2 separate regions of the Homo sapiens genome follow, and region 1 is linked to region 2. The links are chromatin contacts, found by Hi-C in ENCODE. All regions are on one chromosome and are shown on one strand. Each heading gives the region's core, a stretch centred on a gene start or an enhancer-like site at or near the end of the contact. The rest is flanking DNA. Distances are from core to core; before and after follow the strand shown. Region 1 overlaps LINC02641 (long intergenic non-protein coding RNA 2641). Region 2 holds the start of EDRF1-DT (EDRF1 divergent transcript).

Region 1 (5,011 bases), core at 681-3,180, 2.3 Mb after region 2:
GGACAGGGCCAAGACACAAAGAGTGAGGCAGAAGCCTAGGCCAGCAGAGCCCTCATTGTGGTTTCCTCAGGAAAGGCCAGGCCAGGCAGAGGAAACAGCCCAGGACCAGCTAGTCTGAATCGTGTTGGGGGACCTCTGGACTCTGGGGTGGTCTCTAGATGCTCGGTATCTGGTTCAGGGGTGGTTTAGGGCAGGGGAAATATTGGTTAGTGTGTGAGTGAGATAGAGAAGGTGAGTGGAGAATGGGCCCTGGACTGGTTGGTTACATGTGAGTGGTGGTGGGCTTGCAGGCAATTTGCTTTCTGGCCAGTAAGGTCCCCAAGATGTCAAAGCATCATAAAATATAGAAAATACCAAACATGATTCATTCCTAGGGGTCCAGAGCGTGCAGGGCCTCACAGGCCACGGGGAAGAGCTGGAATCCCCTCTCAAGGATATAGAAGCCTGTAGATGGGGAGATCTATCTGGGAGTGGCTGAGAAGCTACGGAGGGAGGCTGCCTGTGAGCTGAGTCCAGAGACAAGGGCAGGGACGGGAGGCGCAGGAAGAGGGGGGTAGTGGGAACAAGGACTGTAGGGCGTGACTGTGCATCAGGAAGGGCGAAGGGTCTCGGGGTGTGTGGTCGGGTCAGCAGTGGGAAGTGGAGGCAGGAGCTGGGTTGCAGAGGGCTTGCCTGGAGGGTCGTGGTTGAGATTGAAACCATAGCTCTGAGGCCCAAGAATCAGCTGTCAGAAGTCCCCAGGTTGGAGAGTGGCTGATCAGATCTTTCCACTGCAGGTTATGATTCTTTCTTTTACGTTCTATGGTTGAGCTATACCTTCTCCCTCCGGGACCCTGAGAATTCCTGAGGCCAGAGCCAGTTCTTGTCTCAACTGTGAATCCCCCTTAAACCAGGCCCCATGGCTGTGTGCTTTACACGCGTTAGGTCACATTGTGTCACTTCAGCCCCTGCCAGTGCTCTGGGATAGGCACAGTCTCTGCCTTTATTGAAGGTAACTAAAGCTCAGAAAGTAAATCATGTGCCTAAGGCCACAGAGCTAATATAACACGGAGTCAAGACTCAGACGCACCCAGTGGTGTCCCCGTGAATGTTTAGCCAGTTCTCTGGGAAAAGAGAACTGATTGTTAGTGTTTGCCAATTTCTGTGGTGTAAATACTCCCACCATGGCTGATTCCAAGCTGCCAGCATGAGCTCATGGAAGGCAGAGTTGGGGAGCAACCATTATACAGTATTTCCACCAGAAGGATATTACAGACATAAATAACCTCAAAAGCATAGATCAAGAGTTGGCAAACTTGACCTGGGCTATGGGCCAAATCTAGTGCTACATGTTTATAAATAGTTTTACAGGAGTACAGCCATGCCCATTCTTTGATGCATTGTCTGTGGCTCCTTTTACCTTAAAACAGCAGACCTGAATAGTGTGTCAGAGACAAGAAAGCCTAAAATACTTACTATCTGCACTTTCATAGAAAAACTTTGGAAACCTCTGATACAGATGGTAATACAATGTTATAAAATAATTAGAAAATGATGAGTTTTGAGTATTTATTTTCTGTTTTTGATATAATTTATTTAATTGCAATTTTCTACAATTTCATTTTTAATATATGTTTAAAAACCAGCTGCAAAACACTTACAAATTTAGCAATCCGCTTTTGCAAGCTGGAAATATCCCACTCCGGCACACCACTGAATTACGTCTGCCTCCAAATCATGTGCTCTTTTCTTGACACATTTTCTGAATGAATGAAAGCATGCATGCATGAACAGACAAGTGGTCAGACCGAAAGAGAAGGGCCCTTGGCCTGCATGTTGGGAAATGTTGCAGACTTCAGCAAGAGCACAGATGCCTTCACCAAAGGCCTGATGACTGTAAGAATGAAACTCAGCTGACCTATTTAAAGCAGTTAGAGGAAGAATGGAGACTTAGCAGGTGAGAGAGGGAAACTAGAGAAGGGGCCTTCATAGGGCAATCAGGCCTAATTTTCCACGAGCAGAACCAGGATCAACAGGGCACCACAAAAGGTCTGTGTCCACCTCAGTGCAAGGCCTGTAGGCCCCATTGTCAATAGAAATGAAAGTCTAATTAATAGACACTGTTTTGCCCCATGCTGAATGCACTAAAATCTAACTTGGTTCTTTAAGAAGTGGAGGAGCAGAAGTGGCTTGTGTGAGGACCTTAAATTTTTCTTTAGTAGAAACCTTTATGCCTAACAGGAAATCATTTGAAGTGAAAATCACATAAGCAGAATTATCAGGTCTAAGAGCATGTGACTTGACCCTGTCTTTGGCAAGGGCTGTCTTGGGAATAAAGATGCCTACACTTGAGGTGCTATGCACAAACACAAACACACACATGCACACATTCACACAAATACACACACACACACACACACACACACACACACACACACACACACGCCACGTTAATACTGGGCCTGCCTATTCCCCCCAGTCATGATAGTTCCTGTTGCTTCTCACCCTATTCTATCCCCCTAAAAATACCCCGACACAGTGAAAGACACAGGCCAGAAGTTGAACACACGCTACAGAACCCTGAAAGGGAGATGGGGGCCTTAGAGAAGGCAGAGGACATTTGCAGAATCCTGAGCATGCTGGGAAAGGATGGTCGCACAGCTATTCCCCAAGATTATTCGGTGTGGCTTTTCGGGTACTGGCCCAGCCAAGAGGTTCAACTGAAAGAGAAAGAGAATTTCCAGTTTTGGGTTGTGTGTTTTTTTTGTTTTGTTTTTGTTTTTGTTTTTTTGCCAGGACACTTTCCCCTTGTCCTTGCTTTGCCCTTTCCTGTTGTGGAGGGGGCCACTCTCTGGCTTCAAGATGTGCCTCCTCTCTGTGGACCTGCACTGCACCTTGGATGGGACACCCAAAGCTGCTTGTCCCCAGGCAATTTTGCCTTCAGATGTCCTCAGCCATGACAGCCTGGTGCCCAAGCCCACTCAGGTGCCACCCTGCCATCTCACCAGCTTATCCTGGGGCACTCCCTACAGGGAAAACACACAGACAAAGGGCACCTTAGCTCCCTGGCCCTGGACTGCAGGGGCTGTCATTGGAGCCCTGCACATACGTGAGCCATGGATGCATCTTCACAAAACCACAGTCAGAAGGAGAAGGGGACTAGCCCAAGGTCACTCCATTGAGTTGAAGTAAAACCAGGCCAGGACTCCAGGTCTCCTGTCTGCCAGGCCTCCCAGAAACCAAACAGAACCCAGCTGCCAGGAGGAAATTGTCCTCTCCCTTCCTACTTTCATATTTTTCACTAATGATGGACGTCATCAACACAAACTTTCAAAACAATACAAAGGGCACAGTTATTGTTTCTTATGGAAGGGGTGAGAAGGAAAGAGAAACTTTATACATAATAATTTTTGCTATCAAATGAGAGATGCCGGTGACAAGCAGAGGCCAGAGTGTGGCACATTTAATTTAAGCCGTGGCAGCGAGGGGCAGCCTCCATTACAGCCATAATAAATTACATACAAGTGCCACCGAACAATAACAAAAACTGTGGGCCATCTATTTCAGTTCCATTTACAAGAAATCAATATCAATACTTAATGCAATACTGGTGAAAAATGAGCAGAGATACAGAAAGCATAATAAACCAGGAATGGAAGCCTCTCAGCATTTCACTTTGGAAGAAAAAACTAACTGTCTATATTTTCATGTTAAGGGATATTTCATTGAAACCATGCGCTGGAGGTATGAGGGTTTTCCAGATCTAACTTTAAAATATCCTCTTTATTTAATTAAGAAAGTTATTTAAACAGTCTATTTCTAGCTGGATAAAACTCATATGTATGGAAAGAGGCATTTCATCTTTCCCAATGCATTGGGCATCTTTCACCAAATTTTCTTTCTTGTAATAGCCTCAGTTGGATTATGCACATCCTGTGCCATCTTTATGCTGTCATTAACAGCCTAGCTTTGTGTTTGGGGGAAGTACCTGGTGTCGAAAAGTACCTGGTGTCGAACCAGATAAATGCAGGCAGCCAGCTCAGGTGTCTGACAGGGAAGCCACATAACAGTCCCGTGTTCCACCTGCATATGTGGACAACACATCCAGAAGCCCAACCCAAACGCAGGCGGACCTGGTCACTGCTCCTTCACCTGGACGCCTGCCAGGCAGACACCTGCCATCTCACTGTGGACTGTCCACAGCCATTCAGTTTGACCATCAGAGCCTGATTGTCTCAGCCATGGCCCTGGTTTTCCCCATCAGGATGCCCAGTAGGAGGTCTGTGTGGTCCCAGAGGTGGACAGGAGCCAGAACATCCAGGCCAACCCAGGCAGGACAGCAGTTCTCAGCCACCAGCAATAGCGGGACACCCAGCCTCCACTGAGTGGCCTGAGCATATCAAGTCATTTTACTTCCCTGAATGCCACTCTAATGGTGCAGCACCAGCTGTCCCTTCCTGGGGGCTCAGCATATCCTGGAAGGGTCTCTTGGGCAGATTCTAAAACTTTTAGGTTATTTTCATTATTAAAATTGTGTCTAGTTTAAAATTCCAATCTCATGCCCAACTCAAAGCTTTCTCCTCACCCTTCTCTGGCCAGGCTGAGGCTCCAGGGACTGCAGGGAGAAGGGGGTTCCTTCTTCCCTTGGAGTGGGGTATATTAGTTCATCTTCATTCTGCTGATAAAGACATACCCAAGACTGGGAAGAAAAAGCGGTTTACTGGACTCACAGTTCCATGTGGCTGAGGAGGCCTCACAATCATGGTGGAAGGCAAGGAGGAGCAAGTCACATCTTACATGGATGGCAGCAGGCAGAGAGAGAGCTTGTGCAGGGAAACTCCCCGCTATAAAACCATCAGATCTCCTGAGACTTATTCCCTATCAAGAGAATAGCACGGGAAAGACCTGCCCCCATGATTCAACCAACTCCCACTGGGTCCCTCCCGCAACATGTGGGAATTCAAGATGAGATTTGGGTGGGGACACAGCCAAACCATATCATGGGGCATCCCCCACCTCCAAGAACCTCCTC
Region 2 (5,311 bases), core at 204-2,703:
TTAAAATGTATTCATGTAAAGTGGAGAAGCAGAAACCAAGGAGACTCAATGGTATCATGTTAACTAGATGCAAACTTTAGTAAAGCCTATTTTCAGTATTAAAGATGTATTTTAATTCTTTTTTTTTTTTTTTTTGAGACGCAGTCTTGCTTTGTCGCCCAGGCTAGGGTGCAGTGGAGCAATCATGGCTCACTGCAACCTCGGCTTCTGGGGTTTACGCCATTCTCCTGCCTCAGCCTCCCTAGTAGCTGGAATTACAGGCGTGCACTACCACGTCCGGCTAATTTTTGTATTTTTAGTAGAGACAGGGTTTTGCCATGTTGGCCAGGCTGGTCTCGAACTCCCCGACCTCAGGTGATCCACCCACCTCGGCCTCCCAAAGTGCTAGGATTACAGGCGTGAGCCACCGCGCCCGGCCAAAGATGTATTTTAATTTTAATAACACATCATTCATAAAATAGTCTGGTAGAACATTTGGGCTTTTTGTTTTAATGCAAATATTTAGTAATCGATGCATCGGTTCATGCATGCATGCATGGTTCAAATACTCTTGAGTCTCTAACTTCATAGAAAGGCATTGGGGGTTCGTTCCTCACAGCCTGCACTTGCACACTCCCAAAGCAAGTTCGGCGTCTGGGTTCAATATTCTAACCTTTCACGCAGTACCTCTTCTGCATGGCAAACATTTTACACCCTTTGTGAATTAGTTCGGTCTCATTCTCGGCGAGTCACTACCTGGCACCGTTTCTTCCCTCCTGCTTTGCACGACTGTGCCACGTTTTGGAACGACATATTTACATGTACCCTCCTTGAGAGGAAAGATCGTATCTAATTCACCTGTCGGCTACCAGAACTGCTTTTAATACGAATACCTGCCGACTGGAGCATGGACTTCAACTCCCTGTTTTGGGGGTGTCAGGGAAACATGGAGAAGCCTCCAGAATCTGCCGGGAACCGTGGCATCCCTCCCCGGTGGAGCGGGTCCTCCGCTCCCACATCCCTGGCAGGTCCCCCTCCGCGGAGGACTCACCTGTGCAGAAGATTCCTCGGATTCTCCCTGGGACAGGAGGCTGAGCCCTCCTCGAGCGGCGGCCCCGGCCGGCGGACCCTCGGCTCCGGCCTCCTTGGCATCCCCCATCACTTCGATCCAGGGCAGGCGATACGACGGGGGAGCGGAGGAGCAGCAGCAGCAACGCAGGCCCAAAGCAGGGTAAGCGCCAGAGACGCTCCGCGGACCGCACTTCCGGTCTCTGCCAGGAAGAAGTAGCTGTGACTCGCCATTAAATCTCGCGATCTTTGTCCCGAAGGCCCGGCCCCGCCTCCCGCTGCGGGTGCCACCTTCGCGGCCAGGGCGGGAATTGTAGTGCGCCTGCGCTTGTCCGAACCTCTTCGGGAGACTACTTCTCGCGGTATCTGACTCCTAGGCTCCGCCCTCTGCACGCCGCTCACGGTATCTGACGCTCAGGCTCCGCCCCCTGCATGTCTTTGTTGGCAAACAGTTCTGGGGGTCGTCCGATCCTGCAGGTAGTGTCCGCGTGGGAGGGGAGGTGCAGCCGTCAGCGCTGCCGGCGGCTCCCGTTACGTGAATTAGTGAGAGGTTCAAACTTCTTCCCCAGGCTTCAGTGTCACATCTTTTCACACGGGCACCCCGAGGGCCCGGACTGGAAAGGCGAGCCAGCCATCTCGAGACTGGGCGCTCCTGCCCGCCTTTTAGTGCCCATGTGGCCCCATCCTGGGTGTGGGAGCGGCGGGGCTTCCGGGGAGGGCGCTGGGACGCGCGGACGAGGCCCTCCCCGTTTAGGGAATGGGTGGCTTTCGGAGTCTTCTGGGGGCCCGGCATGCCCGCTGCTTGCGGGGCGTCCCAGGTGGTGCAGGACCCGTGAGACGCTGAACCTGGGGCCTCGTAACGCCTAGGTTTCCATTCGGGCGCTCTGGATGGGTCCGAGACTCGGCATTTCTCACAGGTTCCCAGGAAACGATGCCAGCGCTTTGAGTAGCGAAGAGGTGGAGAAATAGCCCGGGCCGTTTGCAAGCTTTGAAGGTCCAGGCTCTCTTTCACACTCCTCAGTGTCATCTCAAACTGTCAAACGCAGCCACATCCGTTATACAATACATGTTTTGTAGTAAAAGTGTTTTGTTGTGCCGTAAGATACAGAAAGTGTTTTTAAAAATTAACTTGGCTCTTGCAATTTGGCTGTCTCAATTTGTAATTCACGTTTGGCTCTTACAACTCACTGTCCTGTCCGTTTTCAGGAATGCTCCTGATGAGTAAGCATTCAACTCACAAATTGCTTTCAAATGTAACAAAACAATTTTATGAATTAAATTTAACAGGCCGGGCGCGGTGGCTCACGCCTTTAATCCCTGCACTTTGGGAGGCCGAGGTGGGCAGATTGCCTGAGGTCAGGAGATCGAGACCAGCCTGACGAACAGGGTGAAACCCCATCTCTACTAAAAATACAAAAATTAGCCAGATGTGGTGGTGGGCGCCTGTAATCCCAGCTACTAGGGAGGCTGAGGCAGGAGAATCGCTTGAACCTGGGAGGCAGAGGTTGCAGTGAGCAGAGATGGCAACACTGCGCTCCAGCCTGGGCGATAGTGAGACTCTGTCTTAAAAAAATAATAATAGTGAATTAAATTTAACAGTTAATTTGATATAATAGTGTATTTTGTAGACATTTACTTCAACATGTATTGATTTTGATTTTTATCATTTCATTTGAATATTGCAGCCAATAATTCTTTTTTGGTTTTTGCAAGTTATGCATTGTTTTTTATGGTGAAAAGTTGAACATAATATCTAACACTAGGAGGAGGATAGTCAAATTTGGTTTTGGTAGAAAATAAACCCTGTGCAACCATAAACTTGTTTTTCAGGAATATTTAAGAACATTTAAATTGCATATCATATAATGTTAAGTGATAAGTGAAATTTTAAAAAGCCAATATGCAGCCTAGCGCGGTGGCTCACGCCTGTAATCCCAGCACTTTGGGAGGCAGATGCGGGTGGATCACGAGGTCAGGAGATCGAGACCATCCTGGCTAACACGGTGAAACCCCGTCTCTACTAAAAATACAAAAACAAAATTAGCCAGGTTTGGTGGCAGGCACCTGTAGTCCCAGCTACTCAGGAGCCTGAGGCGGGAGAATGGTGTGAACCCAGGAGACGGAGCTGGCAGTGAGCCGAGATTGCACCACTGCACTCCAGCCTGGGCAGCAGAGCGAGACTCCGTATAAAAAAAAAAAAGCCAATGTGCAATATGATCTTAATTTTAAAAACGTCTCCATTTCTGTCTCTGTGTCCACAAAACAGACCTCTGAGCCGTAAAATGAAGTGATTTAAAATTTATTCTTTACATTTATTGATTTGCATATATTGAACTAGCCTTGCATCCCAGGGATGAAGCCCACTTGATCATGGTGGATAAGCTTTTTGATGTGCTGCTGGATTCGGTTTGCCAGTATTTTATTGAGGATTTTTGCATCAATGTTCATCAAGGATATTGGTCTAAAATTCTCTTTTTTGGTTGTGCCTCTGCCCGGCTCTGGTATCAGGATGATGCTGGCCTCATAAAATGAGTTGGGAGGATTCCCTCTTTTTCTATTGATTGGAATAGTTTCAGAAGGAATGGTACCAGTTCTTCCTTGTACCTCTGGTAGAATTCGGCTGTGAATCCATCTGGTCCTGGACTCTTTTTGGTTGGTAAGCTATTGATTATTGCCACAATTTCAGAGCCTGTTATAGGTCTATTCAGAGATTCAACTTCTTCCTAGTTTAGTCTTGGGAGGGTGTATGTGTCGAGGAATTTATCCATTTCTTCTAGATTTTCTAGTTTATTTGCATAGAGGTGTTTGTAGTATTCTCTGATGGTAGTTTGTATTTCTGTGGGATCGGTGGTGATATCCCCTTTATCATTTTTTATTGCATCTATTTGATTCTTCTCTCTTTTCTTCTTTATTAGTCTTGCTAGCAGTCTATCAGTTTTGTTGGTCCTTTCAAAAAACCAGCTCCTGGATTCATTAATTTTTTGAAGGGTTTTTTGTGTCTCTATTTCCTTCTGTTCTGCTCTGATTTTAGTTATTTAAACAGAACCAAAGACAAAAACCACATGATTATCTCAATAGATGCAGAAAAGTCCTTTGACAAAATTCAACAACTCTTCATGCTAAAAACTCTCAATAAATTAGGTATTGATGGGCTGTATCTCAAAATAATAAGAGCTATCTATGACAAACCCACAGCCAATATCATACTGAATGGGCAAAAACTGGAAGCATTCCCTTTGAAAACTGGCACAAGACAGGGATGCCCTCTCTCACCACTCCTATTCAACATAGTGTTGGAAGTTCTGGCCAGGGCAATTAGTCAGGAGAAGGAAATAAAGGGTATTTAATTAGGAAAAGAGGAAGTCAAATTGTCCCTGTTTGCAGATGACATGATTGTATATCTAGAAAACCCCATTGTCTCAGCCCCAAATCTCCTTAAGCTGATAAGCAACTTCAGCAAAGTCTCAGGATACAAAATCAATGTACAAAAATCACAAGCATTCTTGTACACCAATAACAGACAAATAGAGAGCCAAATCATGAGTGAACTCCCATTCACAATTGCTTCAAAGAGAATAAAATACCTAGGAATCCAACTTACAAGGGACGTGAAGGACCTCTTCAAGGAGAACTACAAACCACTGCTCAATGAAATAAAAGAGGATACAAAGAAATGGAAGAACATTCCATGCTCATGGGTAGGAAGAATCAATATCGTGAAAATGGCCATACTGCCCAAGGTAATTTACAGATTCAATGCCATCCCCATCAAGCTACCAATGACTTTCTTCACAGAATTGGAAAAAACTACTTTGAAGTTCATATGGAACCAAAAAAGAGCCCGCATTGCCAAGTCAATCCTAAGCCAAAAGAACAAAGCCGGAGGCATCACACTTCCTGACTTCAAACTATATTACAAGGTTACAGTAACCAAAACAGCATGGTGGTACCAAAATAGAGATATAGATCAATGGAACAGAACAGAGCCCTCAGAAATAACGCCGCATATCTACAGCTATCTGATCTTTGACAAACCTGAGAAAAACAAGCAATGGGTAAAGGATTCCCTATTTAATAAATGGTGCTGGGAAAACTGGCTAGCCATATGTAGAAAGCTGAAACTGGATCCCTGCCTTACACCTTATACAAAAATCAATTCAAGATGGATTAAAGACTTAAAACGTTAGACCTAAAACCATAAAAACCCTAGGAGAAAACCTAGGCATTACCATTCAGGACATAGGCATGGGCAAGGACTTCATGT

What was found. Hi-C counts contacts between places; a loop is a spot of excess contacts on that map. Pooled maps may share reads with other maps.
Region 1: a pooled map shows a loop between it and region 2 (23-fold over the local background). The contact joins the enhancer-like site here to the promoter of EDRF1-DT in region 2. A Hi-C loop is called at or near these places in 2 of 37 single-sample maps with no recorded cell type and 4 of 50 pooled maps.

Annotation. Positions count from the first base shown.
Region 1 is chr10:123,395,235-123,400,245 of GRCh38, reverse strand. The region is part of intron 6 of LINC02641 (long intergenic non-protein coding RNA 2641); the gene reads right to left. Among named protein-coding and RNA genes, the nearest start is that of LINC02641, 50 kb to the right of the region's middle. RefSeq lists an enhancer at 1,852-2,161. Within about 2 kb of position 1,930, at least 2 of the 41 ENCODE cell types and tissues checked have a DNase peak (open chromatin) inside an H3K27ac peak, as active enhancers do.
Region 2 is chr10:125,715,635-125,720,945 of GRCh38, reverse strand. It overlaps EDRF1-DT (EDRF1 divergent transcript), which reads left to right and starts at 1,453. Exons shown (of 5, transcript NR_033847.1): 1 at 1,453-1,524. EDRF1 (erythroid differentiation regulatory factor 1) reads right to left here and starts at 1,237. Exons shown (of 25, transcript NM_001202438.2): 1 at 1,031-1,237. The coding sequence starts at 1,138. RefSeq lists enhancers at 354-1,336, 1,452-1,531, 2,012-2,121.